Regions from separate parts of the Mus musculus genome. Here all the other regions are linked to region 1. A link is a loop called in an ENCODE intact Hi-C map of the cell type or tissue named here. Cell type or tissue: left cerebral cortex. All regions are shown on one strand. Each heading gives the region's core, and the rest is flanking DNA. Links, peaks and the distances in the headings are about the cores only.

Region 1 (4,988 bases), core at 309-4,308:
CCCACTGCATTTTTCATTATGTAACATAGCATGCTCTTAAAGCAAAAGACTATGTGCTGGCTGGAAGTTGCAGATCCTATGTAATTTTTCAAATGGAAATTAATTCAGCAGTCTAGGGAAAATACTATCACAAACAATGCCCTCCTGAATCTCATTAAATCCGTTTGGAAAGGCATATGGGTAGGGAGGTAAAAATAAATCAATAGGATTAAAAAAGAAGTATATTGCTTGGCAGGGGGTGGGGTGGGGGTGGGGTTAGTACGTGGTTGCTAAGTAATGGGTTTTCAGTAAAAATTATCTCTCTTCCTTGTAGGAGAAAGCAGTTTTAAGGACTGGAACTAAATGGTGTTTGCATATGGTTCAATTTTATCCAAACTATATTTCCCTCAGCAAGACCTAACTCCATCTTTAAAGAGAGAGAGATGAGCTTTCACAGAGGAGCCGTTGCCTAGCAACAAGATGCTAAGAAGGCTAGCTGCAAGCTGAGTCTTCTCTAGAAACAGCTCCCCCTCTCCCCTCCGTGCTGAGTGCAGCAATGACCTCCAGCAAACGCAGATGCCCTTGAGAGAATCACCTTAACAACCAGAAAGCTTCCACCGAGGAGTTCTGCCAAGATCCCTCCAAGGTCTGTGTTCCGTTTGTTTCTGCAACAGAGATGTTGTGTCCATGCCCTCTGCACTTAACACTATGCAAATCTATGTGTTTTAAGCCTCTAACTCCCTTCAATATTAAGTCCCATTGCTGACCCCACCTCCCCACTAACCACAGACCCAAGGTCTACTCATCTTAACCAAGTCTCTGAGATGTGAGATGAAGTGCCCTGAGAGATTATTTTTGCTTTAACCTAAAATAGTTAACTCCCACCCGACTCTTAAACAGGCAGGGTAAACAAACCCTTTAACCTCTTCACAGGTTAGAAAAAAATAAAACAAAATAAAATAAAATAAATCTGTTCCTAATGCCTAATTGCTACCCGAATCGCTGAAAAAGATTCTAAGTACTGATTCTTTCTGTTTTATTTGGGTCTTTACTGAGTAGCTAGTACTAGGTGCTGGAGATAAAATCAAGAGCATAGTTTCCACAGAAGCCTGTAGGGCATCACAGAAGTAAACAAGAGACCAAGATTCTCTTATGGCCAGAAAAACCTACAGGCACCGGGTAGCCTATGTGGAGGTGCTGCCTCTACTCTGCGATCAGAGTGGCTTGGGATTTTCCTCGGGCAAGAGTGGGTGGGGCTGAAAAGTGAGCTGAGCGCTGATGGGGGTGGGGCTTGGGGGACTTCTGGGTGAGAGAACAAAGGCCCCGGTGAGGACAGGAAGCCTGCAGCCAGAGACATGCAGAGCTTAACACACTGTGTTCACGATATTAAAATTAACTCGTTTTTTTTTATTGCATGCTAAAATATAACCACAAAATACTGAATGTTATATTTCATCAATCTTGTATTCAAATTGTATATAACAAAAGCCTGATTCCTTTCTATGGATCAAAATGAAGCATCGTTACTTGGACTATACTCAGAATAACTGTCTTTAAAGAGCTAGGAAATAAACATACTCATTTGTCAAACTGTGACACCCCCACCCCCAGGAAAACCAGGGAACATAGTCTGGGCAGAGCAGACAGCCCTGACAAACTCGGGATTGAAACACACACACCTATAAGAAGATCTGATTTTTCTTTTGAAGAGACACAGGCAATTGAACTGACTGGGGTTATTTTAAGAGGATACAATGTGATTTAATTTTTGAACCATGGTTTTGAAAACACTACGCCCAAAATTAAAGCTTTAGGAGCCTCAGATCGGCTTCTCTGGGGGTTTTCTCTGCCTTTCTGCTGCCCTCTTGTGCAAAGATGGAGAATAACACTACAGAAAATCCTATCTACAAACCCATTGGAAATGGAGGGAAGACAGTAAACTCTGGCATCTCTGGCAGATTCCAGGAATCTGGCTGTGCTCTGACTCAATTTCTGTGCAGATGAGTTTCTACTAAATAATGTTTCCCGTCTTGTTACAAATAGATGGGAGCATTTTCTCCACCTCTGAAGACTGCTCAAGAATATTTTTAGAAGTAGAAAAGACAAGGAAGCAAGATTTAATTGGCTAATTAAGGTTCCACATTGGACAGCTAGAGAACAGTCATAAATCAAGCAAGGATCAAACCTTACTTTGTGCACATGCATTTCCATGTTAGCTGTGTCGACTGCCCTTCTCCCGTGACATTACGGACATCATGGACCTCTTCCCAGGATACAGGAACAAAATAGAATTTGAAAAAAAAAAATGCTCTCCTTTTCCAAGTTGCATAACATACAAAATGTGAAAGGAGAAAATTTCTGTTCTGATACAGTTTTTCTAATATGCTAATCTTTAAAATTCTGTTCTTTGTTTTGTTTTCAGTCTATCCTGTGCCTTGGAGCTGTTAAGTAGTCTCCTGGTTCTGTAATCACACTTCACAAATGATTTACCAATGGTTATCCAGACAGCTCATATGCTAGGCATATGAATCAGTCTTTGAATGGCTCACTCCAATCTCAGAATAAGAGAAGATGGTTTTTGTTTGTTTGTTTGGGTTTTTTTGGTTTTTTGTTTGTTTTGTTTTGTTTTTTTGCTACCTGCAAACTTCCTTCCATCCTGACTGTTTGTCGTTAAGAGTAGTCTCATCAGTTTTACTTACTACCCAAACATTATTTTTCATTTCTTTTGTCCTGTCCCTACATTCATTAGCCATCTAGTTCAGTTTAGAAACTCAGAGCATATGAGCTATTGGAGCTTCCTGAGGAAAAGATGCTTAATAAAGATTTACAGAATGGGAGTGGTCAAAAATGGGTGGACAGAAAGAGTGGGTAGGTTGAGAGAGAGGAAAAGGTTTATATCTGACAATTAAAAAGCTGAACAAAAGCTAAATGTCTAGGTGTGCCTTAATAGGGAAGAGAGTCTATGCATAGCAAGAGAACAAGGTGGTAATCAGGTATAAAAGCAAAAGCATATCAGACACAGAGAAGGCCTGCTCCTAACCCTGGTGTAGGGAGGGAGAAGCCACACATTTTCATAAAGCCACCGAATGGGCAGGGAAGAGGACTGTAGGACTGTGAAGAAGTGGTCACTTTGTAAGAGTCTCAATTTTTCCTTCCCATTCCCCTGTTTAGGAATTACACCCTCTTTCACCTGTTTAAAGATTCTAATTTTATGTTTTCATAGGTCTCTCTCTCTCTCTCTCTCTCTCTGTGTGTGTGTGTGTGTGTGTGTGTGTGTGTGTTAGTTAAGGGTTACCTGTGGAGGCTGGGGAGGGCATCAGATTCACTGGAGTTAGAGTTATAGATGATTATTGAGTTGCCCAATTTGGTTGCTGGAAACTGAATTCAGTTCCTCTGTCTGGAAAAGGCAGCAACTGTGCTTTGATCTCTGAGCCACCTCTTCTGCCCTCTTTTCAAGTGAAAATTAATCAAAGTGCCTTTCAGAAGGACATGCAAATGTCCCTAGCCCCACAAAAACACTGTAGACTTTCAAGGAAGTGGATTGATCATGCATCTGTGGCAACTGCCTGTTCTAGGGGTTCTGAGGTTGAAGCTGCCTTTCACAGCCAATGCGATTAGAAATTATATTCCAGGGGCAGAGAGAATAGTAGAAGGGTTTAACCAGTGACGTTACATATGGACCATGCTTAAAAGACACAGTAGGAACTTTTCCACAACACAGCATGATCTAAAATATTTCATGGTCATTATACAGTAAGTTAGTGAAGTCACCATATATACCTACGAGTGCAGCACACTGTGGGCTATCAAATCAAAAAAGAGCTATCAAATTCCAATAGGTGGAGTCTTGAATTTCATTTCAGTCCAGCATTGCCTGTCAGTATTCACAGGCCATAATGTGCATAGAGATGACTCTGGGAAGTGCAGGGGAGATTTCCAAGATGTTGTGTTTTGGGTACTGGAAGGCACTGTAGAAGAACTTTGGGGAGATTTGGATCCCCTTAATGTAAGAAGCTCACTCTCACTCAAGAACAGAGGCAGATTGGGGAACAGCAACCAATCACAAATCATGTTATAGCTCGATCTCTCAATCACCAATGGTCATCATGCTATTAAGCTGGCACACCAGCTCTCAGGTGGGAAACAGACTGTAGGCGAAAGATGTTCTTCAGATCATGATGAAGAAGCAGCCGCAATAGCTCAAATAAGGGACTGTGTGTTTTAGCCTGAAGGTCATAGCAGTAGAAAGGTGCAGAGAGACTTAAGGCAAGAAGAAAATCAGCTCCGTACAGTGATTAATGGGGTATCAGGAACACAGCAGAAAAGCACCCAAGGAGAGCTATGATTGCTCAAGTGCCTGCCAGGGAAAATGGGCACCTGATGTCTCAGTGTGTTAAATACCCAAGAGGACAAGATGTACAGAAAAAGGACACATTTAGTTTTAGATGTATAGCATTTTATATTCTATAAGATGCTAGCATAGGCTTGTCACTCATATGAATAAACATTCATGTTCATAGCTAAGGCAACATCAACTAAATGTAGGTTTAATGCCTAGAACCTTAGCCCGTGGAGATGCCAGAGTGAGAGTTCAAGGGGAAGCTATCATAGAAGTTTGAACAAAGAGTCGATTAGGAAGACAGGAGAGAATGGGACTTACACGGGGAGTATTAAGACACCAATGCTGTGCTGAAGGCTATTTATAGCTCAGACCATTCAAGATGAATGGCTGTATGACACAGACTTGGGAAACAATGGAACTCAGTGAGCAGAAACTGAGAGGATCAAGTAGGAGTGGGTCCCAGACTGGAACAACTGCTCACCTTGTCTAAATATCTAACCCTGTATACCAAAAGAAATGTAAGCAGAAATCCTAGACTCCTCTTTCAAAATGTCTATCAAAGAAAAAGAGACTGGGCTATTATTACACAAGGGTTTTTTGTTCCTTAAGATGAAAGAGACGTAAGGAGGATGAATGGCCCCAAGAAGAGACCAAGGGATGACAGAAG
Region 2 (4,988 bases), core at 300-4,299, 250 kb before region 1:
TTCTCTTCTGCAATGCGTTGTTCAATAGCAGCAAGGGATTCCCTGGTAAAGAAGCGGAAGCTGTCAGGTCCTGGCGGTACCAGCACTGATTGTGCCATCTTTTCATCCTGCTTCTTTAATCACTGTTTAGCTCCTCGCATAAGAAAGTGCTACAGAAACAGGAGGGGAAAAAGCAATGACCATTAAGATAACACGTGAGGGGTGGCAATCACAGGACACTGAGCATCAAGTATGCAAAGCAAAACAGCTAGAGCACTTCCCAAAGGCAGCTGCTTCCAGCGCTGTGAGCCCTCATGCATGCATTCATTTGCCTGCATGAAGATCTTTCTCTCACATCCAGTAGGTGTGTATGAGGTAATCTATTCTCCCACTCCTGAAATGTTTGAAGTGATCATGCTACTTTGGGGGAAAACACCCTGTTCGGAGCTTGCAAATGGAAGATACTGTGTATCTTTCTGTATGCTTGCTGTTTCGTTTGTGTGAATATTTTGGGAAGCCATTTTTATTCGCCCTGCATTCTGTCTGAACATATAGCATTCAAAATAAAAGAAGGAAAAAAAATCACACAAAATTGTAGAAGCAGGGCAGTAATCTTGCTTCTGCCTCTCTCTCTCTCTCTCTCTCTCTCTCTCTCTCTCTCTCTCTCTCTCTCTCTCTCCATTTTCTTTCTTTTTACTTTTCCTTTGGCCCAATTTAGCACCTTTAAGAGTTTATTCAAAACCATGTCATCTGTGGAAACAGGTAGCGAGCAAGGCGGGGTGAGGCGATGCAGGAGTCGCCCGGCTGAGGGCTGCGTTTGGAACTGCTGGCAAACTGCACAGGAAGGGACCAGGCACCTGCCAGCACAGGCAGGAAGTCACTCACATCAGAGGTCTGGAGCTTGGGCATCCTGGCTTAGCAACCTGCTGCCAACGAGTGTAATTGCTTCTTAAATTAACAAATTTGCAGTACCAGAGGAAACATCACCGAGAGATACCATATTTCCAAGTCAGAGTCTCATTTGATAAAATCTAGCAGAGTGGTGTAAATATCCATTTCAGAATGGGGACTTGAAAAAAGTCTAACAGTTTCTCTTTTAAGCATAGTCCCTGTAATATGGGTCTTTGTGATGGTATATAAATGGGCTTTAACTGGTGTTCAAATCACACTGTATTAAAGTAGATAACAGTTGTGACTGCAAATGTGACCTCGGCCAGTTACAGGAGTTTCTGTGCTGTAATCATCCCAGAATGCCATTTAAAATCACTTAATCTATTTCTTCTTTTTTTTTCTTAAAAAAAAATCCATTTTAACCTCTACACTACAGAAATGAGTTGCCACTGTAATATATGAGATACCTCTTCTAAGAGTAAAACAAGTGACTAATTCATTTCTGTAGTCCACACCTGGGAAAACACAAGCACATCTGAACAACATAAGCTGCTGCTGCATAGTTTTCATTAATTTTTATTTTTAAAGTTGACCAGCACCTTTCAGGCACCAGCTGTCAGATTGCCCTGTCAGCATCACAGGATCTCCAAAGCATCCCTCATTTTCCTCTCTCATCCCCAGAGGCCCTCATGCCTAGCGGTAGGCACAGGCATCAAGAAAATCCTTGCACGTTCAAGGGAGAAAACTGCCATCCCCATGCCTGGTGTTCTAGGGGAACAGACATGCTAAACATGCAGCCAGCAGCTTCAAAATGAAAGTGGTCCCCCTATAGATTCCCCCAAGGATTCTACTGCAAAGGTGGAGACGCCTCACAGAGAGCAAGCATAGTTAAGAACAGGAACACATTACCCCTGAAGAAGCTGTTACAGAGTTTTGGGTTGATAGGCTGGAAGCAAGAAGACTGCAGCTAAAATTCCATCAGGCTTTAAAAAAAAAAAAATTTTTTTTTTTTTCAAATTCTCCTTTAAAGACCACACCTAACTTCCTGTAAGAGGATTCTGGTAACTGAAGTAAGAACAGGCATTTCCTGTGCTGCGGGGACTACAAAGTGACATTTTTATAACTGCCACTAGAGGGCTGGGAACTGTGAAGAAAAACACCTTCCTAGAAAAACACTGAGTACGCAGCCGGCGGCAGCCCTGAGCATTCCTGGGTGGAGCCCGGAGGAGGGTCTGTAAGCCGCCAGGGACCCGAGCACCGAGCTGAAGATGGCAGCGAAGCATTCTGCTGACTGGCAACGCTTTCGTTCAGCGTTTTATTTTCTAATCCAAAAAGACACTTCATCAAAATAAATAATTCAAACGTAAAAAGAAGCAAATAGCTAAGGGTTCAAAGATTTAAATCCCTACAGTGCGTTACTGATTCTGTTAATGAAATCACAATAATGGACGTACTCTGCACAGTCAAGTTTAGCATTACTCTCCTTTCCAGAATATCTGGGGTCCAATAAATTATTGTTGACTTAACGAAGAGGCAACCTTTTCACTATGCACTAAGTTAATTTTCTCCAGTAAAATAAATAAATAAATAAAAGTTTAATTTGATAATGTATAAAGCTCCCCCCCGCCCCCGACTAGGTCATAGAAAGGAAACCAGGAGAGATAACCCTGGATAAAGCACTTGCCTCACATAAATGAGGACTTCAGTTTGAATGCACACCCTCCACATAAAAAGAGCAGGCAGACAGTCCAGTCCACCTGCAATGCCAGGGCTACAAAAGCAGAGACAGTGAATCGGGTAAGCCAAGTTTAGTCAAAGGAGTTACCTCCAGCTTCAACTGAGAGACCCTGATTAACAATTACAGCAGAGAGCAGTCGAGGGGATACCCGGCACCAGTCGCTGGCCTCTACATACAGGCATTCATATACAATTTTACACACACACACACACACACACACACACACACACACACACACGCTGGAATACACACCGTATACAGGTGATTCTCAACCTTTCTTACTCTGTGACTCTTTCATGAAGTTCCTCATGGTGTGGTGACATGAAGAATATCTGGTACATGATCCCCACGAGGGTCACGACCCACAGGTTGAGAACCACCGCCCTATTCAACTAGGTATGCCCCAAAGGGGAGAAAAATGCATATAGAAAAGAAAAGCTATCAGGGGGAATAAAGTAGTTCTGACAGGAAACGGGGACCATAGCCAGCACACTTTCAACTAATAACATAATAAGAGTGGAAGACCTACTATGTGCCAGCCACTAGGCTAAGATGCCTGTCTGAACTGTCCTGTGACTTTCTCCCCAAAACACTTCCCTGACTTACATTTGAAAAGAGAAAAGTCACAGAGAGATTAGAAAAAGTCTCCCAGAAGTTATGTAAACACAATTCAAACCCAGTCTGACAACAACAACAAAAATCTGTATCCTTTATATAGTCCTGAAAAGGAATACTCATGTAACCTAAACCTAGAGTACACATGAGTTACAAATTAGGCAGGGCTGCAAGTCTGTCCTCCTTGTCAACCTGACTGGATTTGGAGTCACCAGGAGACACACCTTCCTTTGGCATGTTTTTGTTGGGTGTTTTCAGGGAGGCTTAAACCTAGGAGGATTCAGACTGGATAAGGGAGGTCCTGTCTTAGGCAGGAGAGCCCTGCGTTGAATTAAATGGAGGAAACCAAGAAAGCCAACTGAGTGCCAGATTTTTCTGCTTTCTGCCTATGTCTCCAGTGGCCTCATGGTCCTGTCAGCTCCAGCTCCTGCCATCAAGTCTTCCTACCATGATGGATTGTTCTCCTTCTTACAGCAGGCATTTTGTAACCTCATAGAGAAGTAGCTAACACAGGTTAATCTCCCAAAGTTACATATCTGTGTATTCCTGGTCTTGTTTGAGTAGAGCTTATACATTTTGAAATGAAGAAGGGAAACCTAGCCATAAATAGTATTTTACTTACTGAGAAAGTGACTCAAACTGGCTGTAGCAAAAAAGAAAATTAAAAAAGGAAAGAAAAGAATGTGTTGGCTTGTAGTTTATTGTCTAAAGCTACCTTTATAGGATGAGTCAGGACCTCAACTGATGTCATCAGTTACACTGTATCCTTTAGCTCTGACTTCCATAGTGAGAGATACCTTTTAGAGGCACGTATTGTGATAGGTCCTATACAAAGTCCAGCCTGCCAACCTCCCAAACTCAAGTGTAATAGGAAACAACAGCAACATTCTCTGTCTCTCTGTCTCTCTGTCTCTCTGTCTTTCTCTCTGTATCTCTCTGTCTCTCTCTCTGTCTCTCTCTGTCTCTCTCTGTCTCTCTCTGTCTCTCTCTCTCTCTCTCTCTCTCTCTCTCTCTCTCACACACACACACACACACACACACACACACACACACACACACACTTAATCACCCACTCACTCATTCACTCACTCACTCACAACAAAACACAAAAATACTGTCTGTCATCTCTCACCGGTCCCAACTCTACATAGGTCCTGAGTGACCACTCTGCAAAGTGATCTTTCCAATTAATTGGCTTTGCCTAAGCCACATGCTTGTCAACACAAAATCCTCCCTTGAGACAGGTGAACTATAAGATCATATTGGTGAAATAGAAGTGATGAAAACCAGGATGGCAGGGTGGAAGTGATCTGGAGAGACAGCTCTTCAGTTAGGAGCACTGGCTGTTCTTCCAAAGGACCTGAGTTTGGTTCCCAGAGGAACCTTGGTGCCTCACAGCTCTCGTAACCCTATGTCTAGGGTGTCCGATGCTCTCTTCTGGCATTTCACACACACACACACACACACACACACGAAACAAATCTTTACAAAAGAATTTTGATTAGTACAATAAGGGATATATTAATATAAATACGTACTTTAGCAATATATTAGTTGTCAAGTTTCACTGTCTGAAAATGTGGCAAGTAACAATATCAGTATCAGAATATATACACAGTTGCCTTTGGATTTTAAACTATATTCATTTGTATCACTCTTCATGAAGAAGATTTTATAATAACTTTTAAGGTAAGGCATTATTTTTTGAAACCCTCATAAAATACTGGAGGGACAATAGATAAAGAAATTAGAGAAAGAAGAAAAA
Region 3 (4,988 bases), core at 410-4,409, 58 kb before region 1:
TATGTAGATGATAGATAGATGGATGGATAGATAGATAGATAGATAGATAGATAGATAGATAGATGAAAAGTAATGTTTCACAGCTCTCATCGTGTCTCAGTGCAGTTCTGATATTTTGTCCTCTGACCTCTAACTTCCGTTAGAAGCTCAGTTTTACCAGCAGCTTCTCAAGCAGTATTGCCATTCCAGATCTGGGTGAATGCACGCCAGTGATGCACGCATCGAGCCTTCAAAGCCAAGAACTCCTCTGCTCCAGAAGCTACTGGGTCTACACATGGGAAGAAAGGCTATTCCTTTCCTTTTAAAGTATGAGCTGATATCCTTTATGGTCATAAGACACGAGCAGCCACTTCCATTTAAAGTCCTAGTCTTAAATGAAGGGCTTGGTCGGGAGGATAAGAGGTCTTCAGATTATCAGGTGGGGGTGGCTCACGCCTTTAATGGCAGCACTTCGAAGGCAGAGGCAGGTGGATGTGTAAGTTTGAGGCCAGTCTGGTCTACAGAGAGAGTTCCAGGACAGCCAGGGTACACGAGGAAGAAAAGATGGAAGAGGAGGAGGAGGAGGTAGAGGAGGAGAGGAAGGAAGGAAGGAGGGAAAGAAGAGGAAGAGGAGAATGAGAACAAGAAGAACAAGAACAAGAAGTAGTCATCTTTAGATGACTTCAGAAAAAGAAAATTAAACACTTGTTAATGTCTCCTTGCCATAAGGATCCCAGAACTGGAAATGTATGAGTTCACAAATAGCCATCCCAATCTCCCTGTAGCAGCAAATCCAAGGCACAAATAAAGAACTTCATAAATTATTGTGTTATTGATGACATTTAATATTCAAGTAACTTACTCCGTTAGACTTTCTGGACTGATTGAGCACTAACTCACACATTAAGGTATGTTAAGAACAGTTTCACCCCAGCTAATAAAGTGCTTGGATGATGCAGAAGGAGAAATGAAACACCTAGTCAACTGACTAACTCTGGTACCTGGCAAATATCTCTAGGATTCACAACTTTAATATCATAAAATTCCAGAGAGCAGTCTAAATTTTATTTGGCAGTGTTAAGCAAAGGTCTATAAGGGGTCAGGCTTTTGAATTAAGCCCTGAGTTGTTACCTGTGTGTGTGTGGGGGGGGGGGGAAACATACACATACTTTGCAAAGAGTTCAGTGGCATGGCATAAGTGTTAGTAACTATGATCAACTATCACATTTTACAGGTAGAGAAAGGACAGTTCAGGATGAGGCAGGCAGCACCAGATGGTACAACTGTGTAGAAGATAAAATATGGACGGGTTATATTCATACGTTATTGGCTTTCACCAAAGAATTGCCAGTACATGCTGTGCCTCTCTCTACAAGTCTATTTTGTAGTAGACTAATGGTTTATTTTCCATCTACAGGTTTCTTTGGTTAGCCTGGTGGCCAACGCTCTTGGCTATTCAGAACTTGGTGCCATCAAATCCCTACGGACCCTGAGAGCTCTGAGGCCGCTCCGAGCCTTATCCCGCTTTGAAGGCATGAGGGTAAGAAGATTCCGTGATGCTTTCTAAAACTCAAGTCAAGAGTCACGGGCCGCCAGTGACTCAGAGCCTTGGTAGTCTTTTCACGAAATTAGAGAATTCAGGGCTAAAGTCAGAGAGAGCAAAAAAACCTTTCTTCTGGAAACTGCAGTTTATTTAAATACACACTCAGGGATTGAGAAAGGGTTTTACACACACACACACACACACACACAGAGGCACACACACAGACACACAGACACACAACCTCCATGTACTATTATTTTTATTGTTCGGGTACTTTGGAATGACTGTTGACAGCACTCATCCTATCAAAACCTTCAATAGATAAATCTGAGGGCCTCAAGAGGTATCAGGTTATTTTTAAAGGCAAAGTGATTTCCGAATGCTTTAATTCTTGAATTAACGTACATCACAGAATTCATCAGAACCGGTACATCCCTCACATGAAAGCGAGTTGCTAGGATAATTAACTACAGGTTTCTAACAAGCCTGACTTCACTTCAGGGATCTTTTAAGCATCGTTCTGAGTGAGGTTTGCATCTTCCACAGCTCCAGCCTTGTCCTCCTCTGCTCTCTCCGGTAGCAAGTGTGTCTTGTCTCACAATATAAAATGCAGCTGCCACGCCTTCAGAACTGCTTTGCCCAAAGGACAGCTTTGTTTAATCTGCTTTGAAAATGCACACGGATATTGAATTTCTTCAAGGCCATGGGGTTTTTAGATTAGGAGGTGGTTTGTTTGGGGCAATAAACCCCTTCAGCCTTGACTGCAGAGTTTACTCAGCAGCGTGGAAAATGAAACCATCCTCCAGCTGCTCCTGCAGCACTGAGCAGAGAGACGTGCTTGCCTTGCCTGCTGAAAATTCTACTTGATTGCCCATGTTAACAAATTCATAAAACTCTGTTGGAAATAACAATCTCCTTTCAGTGCTGACATCATCCAAGCCTATGCCGTGCTTCGTGACTTCATAGTGATGGTTTATTTAATTTCGTTTTTTTTTTTTTAAATCAAAGCTAGATCATTTTTCTCATATACTATATCCCGATTACAGTTTCCTCTCCCTCTCCTCCTCCCAGTCCCTCCTCACTTCCCCTCCCATCTGGATCCACCCCCTTTCTGTCTCTCACTGGAAAACAAACAGGCTTCTAAGGGACAATAATAAAATAAGATAGAAAAAAAAAAACCCTAAAACATTGAAATAGGGTAAAACAAACAATAGGAAAAAAAGCTCAAGAAACATATATAAATGCAGAGACCCACTCATTGATACACTGAGAAACCTATAAAAAAACTAAACAGAAAGACATAATATAGATGCAAATGACCTGTGGAGTAAAAGCAAGGGAGAGAATATCTATCATTATGCATATTGCATATATTAAAATAAAAATAAAGCTTAAAGACAGTAAATCCCTGACATGACATTGGGAGACAAGGAGCCTCTAAAGATGACACTGATTTTATTTTGTCTTGGCCATACACTGCTGGACATGCAGCCTACCCTTGAGATAGTTTCTTCCCCCAGTAAGACTCCCTTGAAGAAAACAAAATTTTCATTTTCAAGTAGTTATCGATTGGAGATGGCTTTGGGGCTAGAAATGAGGAAATGTATCTACTTTGTTCATGTCTAGGTCCTCATCTAGTGCAGACCTGGGCAGGCCCTATGCATGCTGCCCGAGTTACTGTGAGTTCACAGGTGCACTGATACTGTTGATTTTGAGGGCCTTGTTTATTTGGCTCCCCCACCCCCATCCCCCATTCCCTCTGCCTGTTATACTCTTTCACCCTCACCCTCCCCACACACACCATGTACATTTTTGAAGATCTTGCTATATCAGGTTGTATTTGTTTCCTTTCAATATTTGTTGTATTTTGCTTTCCTTTCTTGCTTAACTCCTCAGCTGTACTGTTGTTTGTCTACCCTTATCAAGATGTAATGTAAAACACTAGAAGAAACATTTAGGGCTAGAAATCTACGGCGATACCCATTTAACCCTATCCAAATGCATCTTTACACCAAATACATACACATCTGCAATGGCTTCCCCTTTACCAAGGGATTGCTCTCCTGTCTTCCCACAGGTGGTTGTGAACGCTCTTGTTGGTGCAATCCCCTCCATCATGAATGTGCTACTGGTGTGCCTCATCTTCTGGTTAATCTTTAGTATCATGGGTGTGAATCTGTTTGCTGGAAAGTTCTATCACTGTGTTAACATGACAACGGGCAGCATGTTCGACATGAGTGAAGTCAACAATTTCAGCGACTGTCAGGCTCTTGGCAAGCAAGCCCGATGGAAGAATGTGAAAGTCAACTTTGACAATGTTGGGGCTGGCTACCTGGCATTGCTGCAAGTGGTAAGTGACTATTGTGTGAACCTGAAAACATTTCAAAGCATGCTACCTAAGACCCCTCGAGTGGTGCACTCTGAATAATTCTTATTTCACGGTAGGAAGGTAGTTGATGACCCCTCAAGTTAGTTATGTGGCTCTTAGGAAGGCATTGCAGTTTTTTAGTTTTTTTTTTTTTAATTTCTCCAGGAATGCAATTTTTAATGTCTTCACAGGGTTTCTTTCTTCTTCCCATATTTTTCTTGTTAAATTGTTAATCATTGTCTTGATTTTTAATTTTCTGTAAAAATTGTGTATATTGAAATACCAACTGTATATGATATGAATGAATTAAATGTACAACTTTTTAGCCAGAGAATTTCCATAGTAGTGTCTAAAATAATGTGATGATATTGTATGCAGATATGCAAATCTCAAGGGATTCTTCTCAAAATGTGTAATGCTTAATTTTTTAACATCATGACAGCATATTTGCTAATCAGTTATTAGTGAAAATGAGTTGTGTTTGAATACAAGCATAGCTTTCAACCACAAATACTATCTTCTTATTGGAAGGTTTTAAGGTAAGGTTAAGATGGGATTTTCATTAATCAAGTCTCCATTATGTTTTACTATAGAAAAAAATCATAGAATAGCTCCCAAGAGAAGAAAAGAAAAAAATCCTAAATCCTAAATACAAATTTTGTTACTTCATAGTAGGAATGTCCTTAGTAACACACCATTCAACTCATTTGAACACCTGTGTAGAAGATGCCATGGTATTGTATGAAAGGATACTTATAAAAATACTGTTGTATTAATGTCAGGTAAATGCAATGAGTTTGAGTGAGATATTCATAAATAATTCTGATATGTATTGAATACAGGCCACATTCAAAGGCTGGATGGATATTATGTATGCAGCTGTGGATTCACGGGACGTAAGTAGCTCTCGGATTCTCTTTACAGCTACTAGATTGTCCATGGTAAACACTGGTAAGAATTAAACTGAGAGACTCAGAATCCACATTGCATATAGTATTTACCAATACAGTAAAAATGATTGGCAGAGTGCTCACAGTGTGGATAGTAGTTTGGTCGCTGTGGGTATGATATGTAATAGATAACATGTCTACTGTGAAA
Region 4 (4,988 bases), core at 593-4,592, 70 kb before region 1:
TTAAGAATAGAAGTATCCTGGCTGAGAGAACCCAAAAAGCTTGGGAGGAGAAAGTCTGTTTCAGCTTCCCACATTTCCCAACGTAAAGGGATTTGAGGTAAAAATTTGTGTTGTATGACAATTCTAAGACCCATCAACTCAAAATGATCAAATAGCTCCACTCTCCAGCATCTATTCACTAGAAGGGATGATATATTAAACATATATTAATACATATTACTTTTATATTTTATTAAATATTTAGTCTGGCATAGTTAACTCAAAATAAAAACACAAGAAGCAATCACTATCCTAAAATTACTCTTTGATTTTAGTTCACGTTTCAAAAATATTAAGAACATATCGGCCTTGAGATTTAAGATAAGTCAGGAATTACGAGCCAGATTCCTCCGAATAGAACTTCTGTTTAGGGAAGCATTTAGGTCCATTTAGATTAGTATATTCACTCTTTCCAAAAGCCAGAACAGTGTGACCCAGACACTGGGCTGCTGAAATCAGTGGAGCTTTGAAGCCATTGGTCTGTCTGTGAGATGTTCTTCCACCTAAAAGCTTTACATTCCCTAAGCCTTGCTGCCTGTCATGTTTTTTGCCTCAGTTTCCATAAAACACTGCACATCTGTGGTATGTTCCCACATGACCCTAGAAAATTTATCAGATATTTATCCTGGCAACATTAAGGTGGCTATTCTTGCCGTGGACCGTGTCACAATGATTTATTTAAAGGAAAACTTCGCAGCCTGCTCATGCGTTGCACTCGGAATAAGCTCCTAATAAAGATTCCAGACAATGTCATTTATGGAGAAATTTCCATTTCATTTAGAATTCTTTGCAAGGGTTGAATTCATTTATGATGTTCAAAAAAGAATGAGAGGGGGTGATCCATCATTTTCTTCTAGTAAAGTAAGGAGAAAATTATGTAAGCTAGAGAAAAATATAGCTCAAAGCTGAGCCATAATGAGTGTGATTGATGTTAACCTGTAGCCCTGCCTTGCTAAAATTACAGAAACACGGACAGTACTTAGAAGCAACTGATGGTGTTCCTGGCCCTCTGAAAAATTCCATCTGAAGGGGTGGAAGTTGTGATCTGATTTGATGCATTTAATTAAAATAATTAGTAGATGAGAGCATCCTGAACTTTATGAGACCCTTCTTGATGTGGCTGTAGCATTCGTAGTTGTTTGCACATGGCCTTCATGTGCAAATGAAGATTCTAAAGTAAGGTTGTCTGTCTTTCCAGGTATCCACACTAACTCCTGTCCTTCTGTCTAAAGAGTAGACCTTGCTCATGTTTCTTGTGTATCACCACCAGTAGAATTAAAGGTGTCACTTTTAGTGCCATTTTTTCCCACACATATGACAGAGTGTTTCCTGATCACTTGAGTAAAGGAGGAGAGTCACATCTTTGACATGGGCTTTGTTTCCAGAAATTAAATGCAACCAGCTCTTCTGAAGGAAGCACAGTTGACGTTGCTCCGCCCCGAGAAGGTGAACAAGCTGAAATTGAACCTGAGGAGGACCTTAAGCCAGAAGCTTGCTTTACTGAAGGTAAAGAAATTAACTTGCTGAAATGCTTCATCCCTACAGAATCTGAATAAGCCTCATTTAAAAGACACATATAAAAAAAATGGCAAGGGCATGTTTATTTTGTTTGCCCTGTTCCATCCACTCTATATGTCTTAAGTTGCTTCAGATCTTAAAAATTCCAGATTAGACTACAGACGAGCCTGTGTCTGGACCAATGAGAAAGTATGCTAAGCGCATATGTTGTTTTTGTTGTTTCTTCTGTTTTTCTCTGGTTGTCCTTATCCTCCAGACTGTAATAGCATTTGAAATGCACATCATTCTGGACTGTCACACCATTGACATGACAGTCCCTTCAAAATGCACAGGAGTCGGGTAACTGGACTTATACAAGCTACAGTAATTATACTCACTCCTCCTAGTTCCAAATTTGTCTAATTTGTGCTCTGACCAGAGCTGTTTGGAAATGATGTTGTGTTATAGAGTGTTGGCACGCTGCCATGTGGTTCTCCTTGTGGCGAGCTCATCTCGTAATAAAGATTTATTGATTTGTTGCGATGGGGTTTGATGCGACAAGTAGTAGCTGAGAGAGAGCAACAGATTGGACAGAAATTGGAAATCATAAGTTGTCTAGGAGGCAGAGAAGAAGAGAGCAGAATAAGAGGCACGGACTGCAACATGAGTCATAGGTGTGACTAAGAAAAGAAGCAAGGCTAAATATAAATTAGCTTGAGAAGACTGACAGTGGCTGACACCTAGGGAGGCAGTGGGGTTTTCTATGCTTGAAAAGAAGGGAGTGAGTACCCAGGGTCACATGGGAATATGCATAAACAACTTGAATATCTGGCTTTGCTCCCAAACCAGTGTGATGAAATAGGACTCTATTTTCCTCAGTAGCCTCAAGGCAAAGTGATTCTAACCTGTATTGAAAAATATAAACCATTTTTTTTTACTCAAACAAATGTATGGAAATTCCATAAATTCTAAATCTATAAATTTAAGTATGATTCATTATATAGGAGAGTGTTGAAACAAAACTGGTCAGGAAAGCAGCCAGCTACCTATAAAATGAGCTAGAGTTGGGGTAAGGAAGAAGTAAAAATGTTATTTTTTTTCATATTAATGATCAAAGTCTATTTCCCTAATTTATTTTATTAATATTGCCTTTTTAGGATGCATTAAAAAATTTCCCTTCTGCCAAGTAAGTACGGAAGAAGGTAAAGGAAAAATCTGGTGGAATCTTAGGAAGACCTGCTATAGCATTGTGGAACACAACTGGTTTGAGACGTTCATTGTGTTCATGATTCTCCTCAGTAGTGGTGCTTTGGTAAGTGATTGTGCATTGGCACGAACCAAGCTCTGCTGAGGTAGCCAACTCCCTGGTGATACTACAAGTGCCCACTCAGTTTAGAAATCAAAACAATAGGTGTATCTGTGTCATGCAGAGCTGAGAACTCTGTAAAATTGTGTTCAAAACAAGTCAGAACCATGAAACTGACAGAAGGGATTTCACATCTGCTGTTTGCCCACCAGATGTTTTGCTCGCTGATCTACCATTTGCAGACACATTGCCCTGGCTCTGGTAGCATCCCAGCCAAATGTCGGCCAATCTGCCTTAATAACTGTATTTATGGATTATCTGTGAATCTTGCTTTCTTTACGTACAATGAAATTATCCTTTAATAATAAGTGATGGAATCACAGAAGATATTGTTGGAAGAAGCAAGTTCTATCTCTTATGAACTAGATGTCTTTAGTTCATCTTCCATGAATGGAAGCATGCTTTTGGCAGTGATTGAGGTAGCTGCTTTTGGGTGAGAAGTAAAGATAACAACATATATAAAATCAATATAGATGCCAACATTCCTGTGCCAATATTCCCTAGCTAGCTTTGGTCTTTAGCTTCTGCCTGATGGAAAAATATTTGAGTGATTTAAGCCAATACTCCTTTAAGTGTTTCTTGGTTCTCATATGACACTAGAAATATTTGTAAATGTTTTGGGAAGGCAGATCATTAAAGTAAATAAAGTTTTCTTGATTCACAGGCCTTTGAAGATATATACATTGAGCAACGGAAGACCATCAAAACCATGCTGGAGTATGCTGACAAAGTCTTCACTTACATCTTCATCCTGGAAATGCTCCTCAAATGGGTGGCCTATGGATTTCAAACCTATTTCACCAATGCCTGGTGCTGGTTGGACTTCTTGATTGTTGATGTGAGTATAAGAGGTGATTTCTAGGAATTGATAAGAATGAGTTTTCATATACTCCTGTGATTGAGACCTTAGCACCGAGCACCTTTATTCATTCGTGCTGATGTAACAATGGAGATTAAAATAAAACAATGAAACAAACAACAGCAACAAAGCCTGCAGTAAAGTCCACAGGAACTCCTAGCTCTCATGCAACCTGGAAAGGATAAAACATTTGAAATGTAAATGAAGAAAATATCCAATCCCCCCCCCCCCCCAAAAAAAAGAAAAGAAAAGAAAAATCAAGAGGGCAATATGCAGAATGCAGAGGGAAAGGGGACAAAGAAGAAGCTGCAGAGAGAGCAGAAGGAGGAGGCAGGCTCCTCCTTACCATGGGACAGACCAGGTCTTTTCTTAATAGCAAAGCAGGCTTAGTCTTAGTAATGAGAACAAAGCTTTCTTCTTACAGATTTGGTTTTAATACATTTAGCAATAAAAGAGTAGAAGGTTTTTCTTTCTCTATGCAATAAAGATTGGAGCTCATTTTTCAAAAGAAAAGAAGAGAAAAAAAGGAAAGGAAAGGAAAGGAAAGGAAAGGAAAGGAAAGGAAAGGAAAGGAAAGGAAAAAAGAAAAAAAGAGGAAGTGTCCCAAATGTAGAAGTGGTAAGAGAAAACCCACAGAGGCAGCTCTGTACCACAGGCAGACATTTGAGGTTTTATCACACGTAAACAAGCCTATTTGCTGATGGAGTAGATCTAAGCACGTAGCTTATTAACTGATCATTTAAAAATCTTCAGGAGAGTCAGTCATGATTGATTGGGGGCCAGGAATTTTGAGAATTTTCACTTTAAGTCCCAAGTAAATTACTTGTGAGTAAATAATAATAATTGACTTGTTTTCTGTATTCCTTCAGTCACATGTCTGTAGAGACAATAACATACTTCTCTATTTTATAATAAGTAGTTGGGAATCCTTATAGCTAGTGAGATATCTACCAAGGCAAAGAATAAGACAAAGGTCTGCTTGGCCTGACCTGAGGCGAGTGGAAAGAGGAGAATTGGGAACATGGGATCTGTCTGGCTTTGGGACTATTTTGTCTTTTTAATCTAAATAATAGAGACACCTAGGGATATAACGGTCAGCTGGTGCCCTGTAGTCTAAGATGTCTCGCTGTACAAGGCCACACAGTCTCCCAAAAGAAACAAGGCTCCCCATGCCCTGCCTTCTGGGCAATCAAAAAGCACTCCACTTTCAGCTGTAACATTTGAATA
Region 5 (4,988 bases), core at 467-4,466, 150 kb before region 1:
AACATCTTCTGTCAGCCCAGACAAGTGCTAGAAAGAGTTCACTCACGTTTTACCTTCTTTCCCAAGGGCAGGAACAAGTCATGAGGGTTTGTGACTTGGTCGGCAGAGCTGAAAACACACTGGGTAAACAATGGCCATAAACGTGGGCAGCTGTCTTAATAAGCATGACACAGGTGATCGGGCCCATGGGTCAGTGTGGACAGGTGACATCTGTGAGTCGGGGGAGGATTCTAGACAGGTCTGGACATCTACTTACAGAATAGCTCAGGACCATATTCTGCTTTCTCCATATGCATGTTTCCTGGAGCTTACCCCTCTATGATACAGGAAGGTACCTCAGGAAACCATACACTGGTTTAACATAAACTTGAAATTGTACAGAAAAGCCTTGGGTGACCCAGTTCATCTGGATCTAAACTCCCTCTGAAAACATCTCATAATAGTATCTGCCTCAGAGGAGAGCCCTGGTCTTGTGAATCCCAGACTAAAGGACTTAAGGAAATCATCCCCAGAGACAAATGTTGATAGGCTTGAGTGCATCTCGTTTCTACCATCAGGCAAAATGGGGACTATAATTTAAAAATAAAGTAAGTATTTCTTGAACACACGTCTAAAACAATGATGTCCGAATTTCCAGTGTTCGTTATGAGTAAACTTCTTCCTGATAGACAATTATGGTCTAGCCTTGTCTTCAAGGCTGATAGATTGTCAACATGTAAATGTATGTGTGTTGCATCAATATGTACTGTCAAAGAAACAAGCTTCTTTTGACCACAAGATTTTTTTTGGGGGGGGGGGGTGTATGTATGACAGCAGGAACAGCTGAAATCCACCTTGAAGAAGGTAAGCCAAGGCTATCTGAAGTAGTTGGTTGGGAAATGATCTGCTCTTCAGGCACTAGGACCTCCTTTAAAATCTCCAGCCCTAGCCTAGGCAACATAGGAGAGCTGGTCCCAAGGGTTCCAGAGCAGCGAGCCTTGACGGTATGGGCCCTGGAGAGCCGGTGGGCTGACCACCTCAGCTACCACCCAGGCCCAGATCCCGTGCTTTGAATTGACCCACTCGAGCATCTACCCTACCTATGAACAGCTGAAGCAGGACTGGGTGGTCCTGCAGATCCAAGCTGCAGGATCGCCACCTTATAGGGCAACGACAGGATATCTGAGCGGAGTCCCGGTGAGGATCCAGGATTGATGGAGTAGCAGAAGCCAGAGGCCTCGAACCAGACCAATGACTCACTGCAATGACACACCTCAGCTTCCAAGGTGAGAGATCTTCTTTCTTTCTTTCTTTCTTTCTTTCTTTCTTTCTTTCTTTCTTTCTTTCTTTCTTTCTTTTTCTTTCTTTCTTTCTTTCTTTCTTTCTCTCTCTGTCTCTCTGTCTCTCTGTCTCTCTCTCTCTCTCTCTCTGTCTCTCTCTCTCTCTTTCTTTCTTTTGGGAGATGTTGCAGGGGCAGAAGGCTGATACAAAGGGATGGGGAGATGAGTAGGATTGGGGCTAATGATGTGAAATTCACAAAGAATCAATAAGAATTTTTTTAAAAAATCCTCACCGTCCAAGACCAGGCCTGCTACGGTGCTGATTCTACCCCAGCAGTGGGGACAGAGGCGGGGAGTTTGCTGCTTCAGTCTAATTCCATGTTTAATGAGATAATTTTTCTCTAAATGTGAAAAGTAAAACCAAAAACTGCTGTTAAGAGCCCCCTCAACTCACAAAAGTCATTTTCCCTTTGACTACGTGATTCTGTTTCAATGTCGCAAGCATTTGCTGCCCTAATGTCTCAAAGGCTGAGCTAGAGGTAGATCACGGAAGACCCCTGAGGTCAACCCCCACCTACGCTGCCCCTTCATGAGCACATACACACCCCCTAAAGGAGCACATATATATGCCACACACACCTAAAAAATAATAAATAAATAAATAAATAAATAAATAAATAAATAAATAAATAAGGTATTCAGATCAGAGGTTGTCTTCAAAACCAAAACAAAAGAAAGAAATAAAAAATATGAAAAGTTTACATCTGCATATATGTTGTACTATTTTCTAAGAAACCAGATTTTTCACCTTGTGTGGAGGGGGACCTCATCTTGGAAGAGCAGACTTAGAGAAGATTTTATGAAAACCTGTGATTCCTAATCAAACAACTAGAAAATTAAAAAGTAAATACATAAAGAGGCGTGAAAGGTTAACTGTGCACACTCGTGTGGTAGCTAGGTTACCCCCCACCACCCCCCCCCCCCGCCTCCATCATCTCTCTGCTGTCACCGTGGGGCCCTTACATGATTCATAATGTTTCCATACAGGTTTGCCTCCTGCCTTCCGAAGAGATGGAGAATAATAGGAGTGTTTTGTCGTTTGCGCAATGGCGTGTGTCTGCCAGTAGATGGCAGTAACACGTTGAATGCTGCCAGCTTTTTCTTTTTCTTTCTTTTTTTTTTTTTTTTTTCCTTCCAGGGCCGTTTTCTGATATATGTTGGGTATCATAGAGTGAATCTCAGAACAGGAAGCGGAGGCATAAGCAGAAAGGATTCTGGAAAGGTCTCTTTGTTTTCATATCCACAGAGAAAGCAAGAAAAAAAAATTGAATGTAATTTGCAAATCCCTGTGGCCCAAATCTGAAGAACTACTGGGGGTGGCACGTTCCATTCTAACCATCTTGGATGCTGTCCTTTGTTGAGCTGTGATTCCTAAGGCTCTCCATCAGGTAAGCTGACAAAACATTTAATTATTTGCACCGTAGAATCTAGCCACCAGATCATCTTCTCATTTTAAAATCCTCCCCGTGCTGCCATTTTTAAAAGCCTAATGTTTAGATGTAAATTATAAGAACTAAAGGTATCATTTGATTTGTAAACTGCTTACTATTATTCCTTTATCTTTCAAAGGAAACAGCCTCTGTCTGGAAATGGTGACTTACAATACAGACTAGGAATTAAGGAGTGTGTGTCTGTGAAAGAAACAGATGTTTGGGGTTCATTGTATAGAGAGAACATCTGTTTTGTTAGACTTAATGTCAACCCACTAGATTTCAGGACGACACCGCCTATTCGGCATCTTTAAATCATTAAATGCTCAGTGAGATTGGAGCTACCTTTTCTGTGCTTTATTTTTTTTTTAAATTCAATTTAATTTTATTTACTTAGAAGCTCTGGAGAAGCCATATACAGACAGTGATATCAATATATAAGGGTGTTTGGCTATTTAGACATTCTTATTTTTCTTAGAAATTTATCAGCATAGAGGGAAAGAGACCACCCAGAGTAACATTAAAATACATTTGATTTGGTAAAAGTGAAATGATCCATGAATTCCTGTATGTCCCATACCCTCCTGTTTTGTTACCTTTTAACAGCCAGAAGCTTGAGAGCTGGGTAGGTTTCTTTCCTTCCTGGAACATTTCATGGTTGGTTTTTATTATCAGTACTATTACTACCAATCACCAGGAAAACTCACTTGAGACCAAATGAGAATAATTTACATTGTGTAGAGTCTGTGCCTGTCACTGAAATGTTTTACACCACACTCATAATGTTCCATTCAGTGATCACACTGCTACATTAGCAGAAGACCTACAGGCAGTAGTGGAAAGACAAGTTTTTAAGATTACAAAGCTCTCTCTCTCTCTCTCTCTCTCTCTCTCTCTCTCTCTCTCTCTCTCTCTCATGTGTGAGTGTGTGTGTGTGTGTGAGTGTGTGTGAGTGTGTGTGTGTGTGTGTGTGTGTGTGTGTGTGTGTGTGTGTGTGTGTGTGCAATAGGTAGTGTAATGTCTCTTGTGAGGACAAAGATGAAGCCATTAGTGTTTGTGAGGAGAATCTGCATGGAAATATTACATCTAATCTATTCTGAGCAGTGTGTCCTGCAAGAAATACAGACCCGTGATATCAACCCAGGCTTTGGTCGGTACTAAACAAAGGGCCTTAAAACAAACAAACAAACAAAAAAATACCTTGGGGTACCTGAAGTATATTTTCTCATCATGTTGGCGAACAAACCAAGCAATCTCACTCAGTAAATGACATCGGGAGGCAATACACTCCCCCTTAAAACATTTCAAAATAGTGTCTGCCTCAGCAGAAAGCCCTTGTCTCACATATTTCAGAGCTCCGACTGACTATAGGATGTAAAGAAAAATGTTTTCTTGGAAAGGGTTTTCAGAAATAAATGCTAATTGGCTCAGATGTATTGTACAGTACCCGCCACGCCTGCAGGTGATTGAAAGTGAGTAACTTCGTGCTTTGTAAATGCCAGAGCTGGTTGATTGGACTAGTTTGCATTTATGAATGGATATTTATATTTGGACCCTGGATGCTACCTGTTTGATTGTGTTTTTAAAGTTGCCGTGCCTCCTTAGCTGCTCATCTGGCTTGGATGCTCACTTCTCCTGGTTGCTTGTCTTGCTTATTCTTCTACACATATGGTCGTAGTGGGAAAAGCTGATGTGCACACACAACTCCACCTTGCAAAACATGCCCTTTGAACTCATCAGAAATGAAATGTTCCTATTACAAGCCATCTAAAGCTAATGAGAGTATTTCACTCTTTATAAAAAATGCAGAGATTCATTTGTAAGGCACACATTACTTTTATTTTTTTTTTTAAGGTAGAGCTTAACTCTGAGCTGGAAATGGGGACATGGTTCAGGTTCTGCCACTTGTGAGCTTTGTAGGCTCCAAAAGGACAGCAGCTACCACAGAAGTAGTTGAGAAGTCAAGTCAAAGCCAGATTCTAATTCCTTCCACTTATTGCTGTTGATTTCTGAGTTCAGCTCTATGAGGGGCATCCCTGGATCTCCTAACTCCAGTTTGACAATGAGTGTTTCACTGGGCATGAGGGTAGAGAAGTGGAGACATTTTGGCGGTCTTTGGCCAGTTCCTTCTTTGCTAGAAACAGCAAGCAGTGGATGGAAAACTGGGGACGAGCTTAGCAGCTTCACTGTTTTCTAACAAATAACTCAAGTTCTGTAGCCTCTAGCACACTGTCCATAG
Region 6 (4,988 bases), core at 615-4,614, 200 kb before region 1:
AAGCCCCAAGCCTTTGACTTTAGACTAATAGCTTTGACCTTATACCATTAGCTTCTCTAGGACATATACCTTAGTTTATTGTTCTGAGCCCTGCTACTACCTTCCTTGGTTCTCCAACTTGAAGGTGGTTTCCTGGGGCTCTCCTCTGCATCCATTATTCCATGAGCCACTTCTTGTAATAAATCTTAAGCCAAGCTATTTATTACCCATCTTCTACTTATCATCCATCTATTTGTCATGTATCCATCATCTATCTATACTGTATACCTATTATCTATCATCTATCAACACTTTTATGCCTTCCTCCTTCCTTCCCCCTTCTCCTCCTTCCTTCTGTCTCCTACTGATTGTTCCTTTCTGAAGAACTTTGACTTAAATCACAACTTAACAGAAGTATCACATCTGGACAAAGAACTAGCAACCTGCCCACTGGATTTCTAAGCAAACATATTTCCACCAAAACACCTAATGTCTGAGCGGAAAGAATGGGCACTTCTCTGTAGGGACTTTTTTTTGTCCTATTCCACACAGAGTATTTAGTGCAGTTTTCAAAACAGTACAACTAGGAAGCATGCAGTTGGCCACGTGAATCCAAGCTCCCCAGAGGTAGAGTGGACACTCTGTGTTCTCCAAGCCTTTCATTTCACTGACCAACACCTGACGAGAGTTCAATTCTCAGTTCCTTGGCAGGTTATAGGAACATGTGACTGAATGATAACCAACATTAGGAAAATGTAGAGCTCGGTCCCAGCACAGTTCCCCTACCTCAAAGTGCTCAAGTTATCCTCAACATTCCCTTTGGTTCCCTGTATCTTAGCAAGGACCCAGCTTGGTAGAAAGTACTGAGTAACACTGACCAGGAACTAGAGAATGGTGAGGAAAATCATGGGTCATGGCACATCAGGGCCTGGGTTGTAGTCAGTAGATCTGAATCTAAGAATCCCTTGGCAGGCTCAGTGTTGTCCTACATGTATTTCTTAGGATCTTGATTTTTAAGATACGAATGGATTTTCATAGCCCTCAGGTGAAGGTGTCTGAAGCGTTGCAGTACAAAACACGTGAGCGTGCATTCAAGAAGGAGGATAAATAACTGTGATTGATAAATAATCTTTGCCTTTATATTTAGAAATAACACAAGAGATATTTTGAATGATCCCAGCACAAAGAAATAATAAATATGAGGTGATGAACTCAGCAGTATCTGACCTAATTACTGTGCACTGGTGCATTGTATGCATGCATTGACATAACATGCTATCTCTACCAGTATATGTATTAAATATCAATCAGATTGAGAAAAATAATAATAAAAATCACTTAAGAATTCTGAGTATGATGAGAGATGTGTAAACCTCATGGCAAAGCAATGAAAACTGGAAAGCATCTGAGCTCAAAAAGAATGAAATAGTATCTTTCCCTGGAGAGTACAGGCAATGAGAATAGGCTCAGCTTCAAAAGGTTGTAAGGTGCCCACTTTCCGTTTTTTTACCCTCCTCGGGTGTTGTCTTCAACTTTGTATGTGCGGTTACGTGGCATTCATGCCCACATCCTTGCCAATGGGAAGAAGAGATCATTAGGAAGCAAATAATAAACTGAAAAGATATTATCCTTAAATATATTTCAGGTTTCTAAAGGACTAACATGAGTTGGATTAATCTTTAGCAGAGAGTCTTCTCTTAGGACCCATTTTTCCCCTTTGGACCATCTCTAGGGACTAACATTCTATAGCACATATCATTGGAAACATTTGTCCATCAAGTTGCCCCAATTGTAAAGAGAGAGGTCCACATAGCTCGCCTGTCCTGAAAAGGATGGAGAGATCTCAGGCTCTGAGCATCTCCTCAAGGGTGATCAGAATATGCCTAGTGAAGTGGGACCTGGCATATATTTGTGTCCACAGGTTCCAAAGGGGAGACAGGGTGAGTTCATATAACTTCAGAGAACTGATCTCATGGTTCCTAAATCTGTGTGTTTGAAAATAAACATTAAAAAATCCCTCTTCAATTGAACTTTGGGAAGAAGGAAAATTCTTCACCCACATATTAAAAAAAATCCCAAGCTACAATCAGTATTTTTAACACTTGTTAGTTAGGAGTCATCCAACCCTGTAAGTTTAGAACAGCGTACCAGCACGGAGAGCTTAAAATACGTGAGTGGGAGTGCTGCCATTGGGACAAACAGAATGGCAGTTGAGATGAAAGCAACAAAGCTCAGGTTTCCCTCCATGTGCCCAGGCCTCCTGCTCCTCAGCTCTGACAGCTTCTCTTTCTAAATTCCATCTGATAACAGCTTCTTACGTGTAAAGAACATCATATTTAATTCAAGCCAACACTGAATTTGGACATCATATCTAATGAGCTAATAGTTATGCACACTTTTTAAATATAGCTTAAAGCATAGTCTAAAGACTTCTTCTATGTGAGTACAAATCCCACTCACTTTCCTCCAGAGTGGCTTTTTTTTTGAGAGAGAGAAAAAAATATTTACAATTGGCAGGTTTGAAACTGCACTTTGGGTAGGATGATGGAATGGGTTCTCGAGCAACTCATTTTGAAACAGAAAAAGAAAAATAATTGCCAGTCACTAGCAACTCCACTCATCTCATCTCTTCTCGTCTCGTCTCATCTCGTCTCGTCTCGTCTCGTCTCGTCTTACCTTACCTTATCTTAGTGAGTGTTTTCTTTACACTTGTGCACCATATACTTGCCTGGTACCTGTGGAGGTCAGAAGATAGTATCAGATCCCCTGGGTCTGAAAGCCAACATTTGGGTGCTGGGAGTCAAACCTGGGTCCTTGAAAGAGTAGCCAGTGCCCCCTAACTTCATAGCCATCTCATTACTCTGAATATTTTTTTTCTAATCAAAGAACTAATTATAGTTGTCTTTCCAAAAAAAAAAAAAAAAAAAAAAAAAAGCTGGGTGTGGTGGTGCACGCCTTTAATCCCAGCACTCGGGGGGGGGGGGGGGGCAGAGGCAGGTGGATTTCTGAGTTCAAGCCCAGCTTGGTCTACAAAGTGAGTTCCAGGACAGCCAGGGCTACACAGAGAAACCCTGTCTCGAAAAACAAAAACCAAGCAAACAAAAAAATCACTGTGTGACTCATTTCTGTCCAAGGATTCTGGCTTAGGAATGTACTTTGTGGTAAGATTCTTGGTTTTGTTTGTTTGGTTTTTTTTTTTTTTTTCTTGTTGTAGTTTGTTTTTTGTTTGTTTTGTTTTGTTCTTTGCTGAGAGACTTCTACTTCATCTCCATGATGTTCCTTTAGCTGAAAGATTGGTGACTACTCAATTACAATTATGTATCTCCCTCTCTCTCTCTCTCTCTCTCTCTCTCTCTCTCTCTCTCTCTCTCTCTCCTTCCCTCTACGCCCCCCCCCCCACTTTAAAGTACTATGCCAAGTGGAAGCAGTGTTCTTTTCTTTCTCCCAACACCATCCATCTTCCAAGCCACTGATGTTGAACACTGAGGATCTGAAGATTTCTCCCAACCACCTAAAAGCCAAGTCCCATAGCACACAGTATTACTTATCCTCTCTCTCACCTAAATGCACGAGGTTGCTGTGAGGTTCCATCCATGAAAGTATACTTGTGAAGATCTTTCTGAAATGATCAACTACCGTGAGACTGTGTTGAAATTATCGCCAGCAAGAGCCTGATAGCAATGTCTACAGAACTCCTCTGGCCTCTGGCTTGTCTCCCGGCCACCCACAGCACCCCACCACCGTGGCACGGACGTAAGGCTCTGTCACACTGAGTTATCACTGTTGATTTAATTCCGCCATTGCTGCACCTCCTCCATTGACTCAATCTCTGTGAAAGCAAGAGGCAAGCTGCAAATCTGAAGAGTCCCCAGCTGGGTTGAAAGCATGAGTGTGGGTGCTGAACAAAGTATTATTAACACCGTGGGCAGAGGCAAAGGATCAGAGCGACACCTTCACCCTAGAAATAGCTCCCGGGCTCTCCTTTTCTGACTTCGCCCCTCCGGTAAATTTGTCGTGTGAACCCGAAGACATGGAAGCAAACCTTTCTAACTGTTCCTGTCTCGTCAACTACCTGAGCTTATCCACATTAATATGCTCCGCATAGGCTCCCAGAGGGGAAGCAAGACACCTTGGAGTAGATGAGAAGACAACACGACCAAATAGCTAAACAGGACTTATTTCACAACATGAGCAGGGATGACAAATGACAAAACTAGTAAGCTTCCAGAGTCACTAGGAAGAAAGAGACCAAAGCCTCCCTAAAAAGAAAAACAAGAACCCATAGAATCACCCAGTGCGTTTGAGCCATAGACTCCTTCCCCACTTTTGTTTGACGAATCTGCCACTGGACTAAACAGCTTGCAGTTTGGGTGAAGCACAACAACACATTGTAGGTTACTACATAAACATTTCCCTTTCCTTTCTTGCCTTTTATCTTGTCTAAATCTTGATGACTTGGTTGTGAGTCTTTGATGGCTGAACCATCTCCCAAGCCCTTGTCTAAATCTTTTTTTTAAAAACCTTGATGTTTAAGAAAGTAAACCTTGACAGTGTATTTAAGCATGACTTTGCATATTGCTTTTCTTGCCAAGAAATTTGATAGTCTAATGGCTTGCATTCTATGGCATTCAGTGTCATACATAATTAATTATGAGTTAAATTTATTCTAATTGTAATTTGCTTCCTATGTAATTATTTTAATTTCTGTGTTAAAAAAAGAAACCCTAGTAACTCCATGGTCTTTAAAAAAATAAAGATTTTTCAAAATGAAGACTAGAGATGAATTTAAGTCTCATTCCCATATTTAATATGGCTGCTATGGACACACATTGTTGCCAGGATACAGGTAGATTCCGAAGACAGCATGAAACCTTGGTAAAAGGAAGATTGAACAATTTTGGCCATGTTTCATAAGTGTCTTGTATTTCAAAGACTCTTTAGTAACTTCTACCTCCTCCCTTCCCTCTATTTCTTCTTCTCTTCACCTTTCTTTTTCCTTTGTATGAATC

What was found. A loop is a pair of places that touch in the nucleus more often than their neighbours do. Peaks named below come from ENCODE experiments on the same cell type or tissue, not always from the same donor. Only the 100,000 strongest peaks of a DNase experiment are listed, where the experiment ranks them.
Region 2: a loop joins it to region 1, with 4 times the contacts of the local background. A loop is called at or near these places in 9 of 42 quality-filtered maps.
Region 3: a loop joins it to region 1, with 11 times the contacts of the local background. A loop is called at or near these places in 3 of 42 quality-filtered maps.
Region 4: it touches region 1 in a loop (2.1-fold over the local background); 3 of 42 quality-filtered maps call a loop at or near these places.
Region 5: a loop joins it to region 1, with 9 times the contacts of the local background. A loop is called at or near these places in 41 of 42 quality-filtered maps.
Region 6: it touches region 1 in a loop (2.6-fold over the local background); 2 of 42 quality-filtered maps call a loop at or near these places.

What each region holds. Positions count from the first base shown.
Region 1 is chr2:65,410,693-65,415,680 of GRCm38, reverse strand. It overlaps Gm34739 (a long non-coding RNA gene), which reads left to right and starts at 326. Exons shown (of 4, transcript XR_374587.2): 1 at 326-625. In left cerebral cortex, for the core only: a CTCF peak has its summit at 1,844 (motif pointing left); DNase peaks (open chromatin) are centred at 470, 1,186 and 1,831; H3K4me3 peaks cover 1,492 bases; H3K27ac peaks cover 1,496 bases.
Region 2 is chr2:65,665,606-65,670,593 of GRCm38, reverse strand. Scn2a (sodium channel, voltage-gated, type II, alpha) reads right to left here. Exons shown (of 27, transcript NM_001346679.2): 2 at 1-149. The coding sequence starts at 98. Among named protein-coding and RNA genes, the nearest start is that of Scn2a, 47 kb to the right of the region's middle. In left cerebral cortex, for the core only: a CTCF peak has its summit at 2,006 (motif pointing right); DNase peaks (open chromatin) are centred at 828, 1,605, 2,008 and 2,786; H3K4me3 peaks cover 2,152 bases; H3K27ac peaks cover 1,967 bases.
Region 3 is chr2:65,468,810-65,473,797 of GRCm38, reverse strand. Scn3a (sodium channel, voltage-gated, type III, alpha) reads left to right here. Exons shown (of 27, transcript NM_001355167.1): 21 at 1,397-1,519; 22 at 3,600-3,872; 23 at 4,733-4,786. Among named protein-coding and RNA genes, the nearest start is that of Gm34739, 56 kb to the right of the region's middle. In left cerebral cortex, for the core only: no CTCF peak of the experiment used is centred there; DNase peaks (open chromatin) are centred at 2,131 and 2,287; H3K4me3 peaks cover 586 bases; H3K27ac peaks cover 579 bases.
Region 4 is chr2:65,480,903-65,485,890 of GRCm38, reverse strand. It overlaps Scn3a (sodium channel, voltage-gated, type III, alpha), which reads left to right. Exons shown (of 27, transcript NM_001355167.1): 18 at 1,425-1,545; 19 at 2,694-2,848; 20 at 3,567-3,740. Among named protein-coding and RNA genes, the nearest start is that of Gm34739, 68 kb to the right of the region's middle. In left cerebral cortex, for the core only: no CTCF peak of the experiment used is centred there; a DNase peak (open chromatin) is centred at 2,201.
Region 5 is chr2:65,564,985-65,569,972 of GRCm38, reverse strand. It overlaps Scn3a (sodium channel, voltage-gated, type III, alpha), which reads left to right and starts at 2,481. Exons shown (of 27, transcript NM_001355167.1): 1 at 2,481-2,707. All of the region lies in intron 2 of Gm34833 (a long non-coding RNA gene), which reads right to left. In left cerebral cortex, for the core only: CTCF peaks have their summits at 2,381 (motif pointing right), 4,012 and 4,215; DNase peaks (open chromatin) are centred at 2,617, 3,442, 3,997, 4,151 and 1 more place; H3K4me3 peaks cover 1,961 bases; H3K27ac peaks cover 1,184 bases.
Region 6 is chr2:65,609,264-65,614,251 of GRCm38, reverse strand. No RefSeq gene overlaps it. Among named protein-coding and RNA genes, the nearest start is that of Scn2a, 9.0 kb to the left of the region's middle. In left cerebral cortex, for the core only: no CTCF peak of the experiment used is centred there; a DNase peak (open chromatin) is centred at 2,182.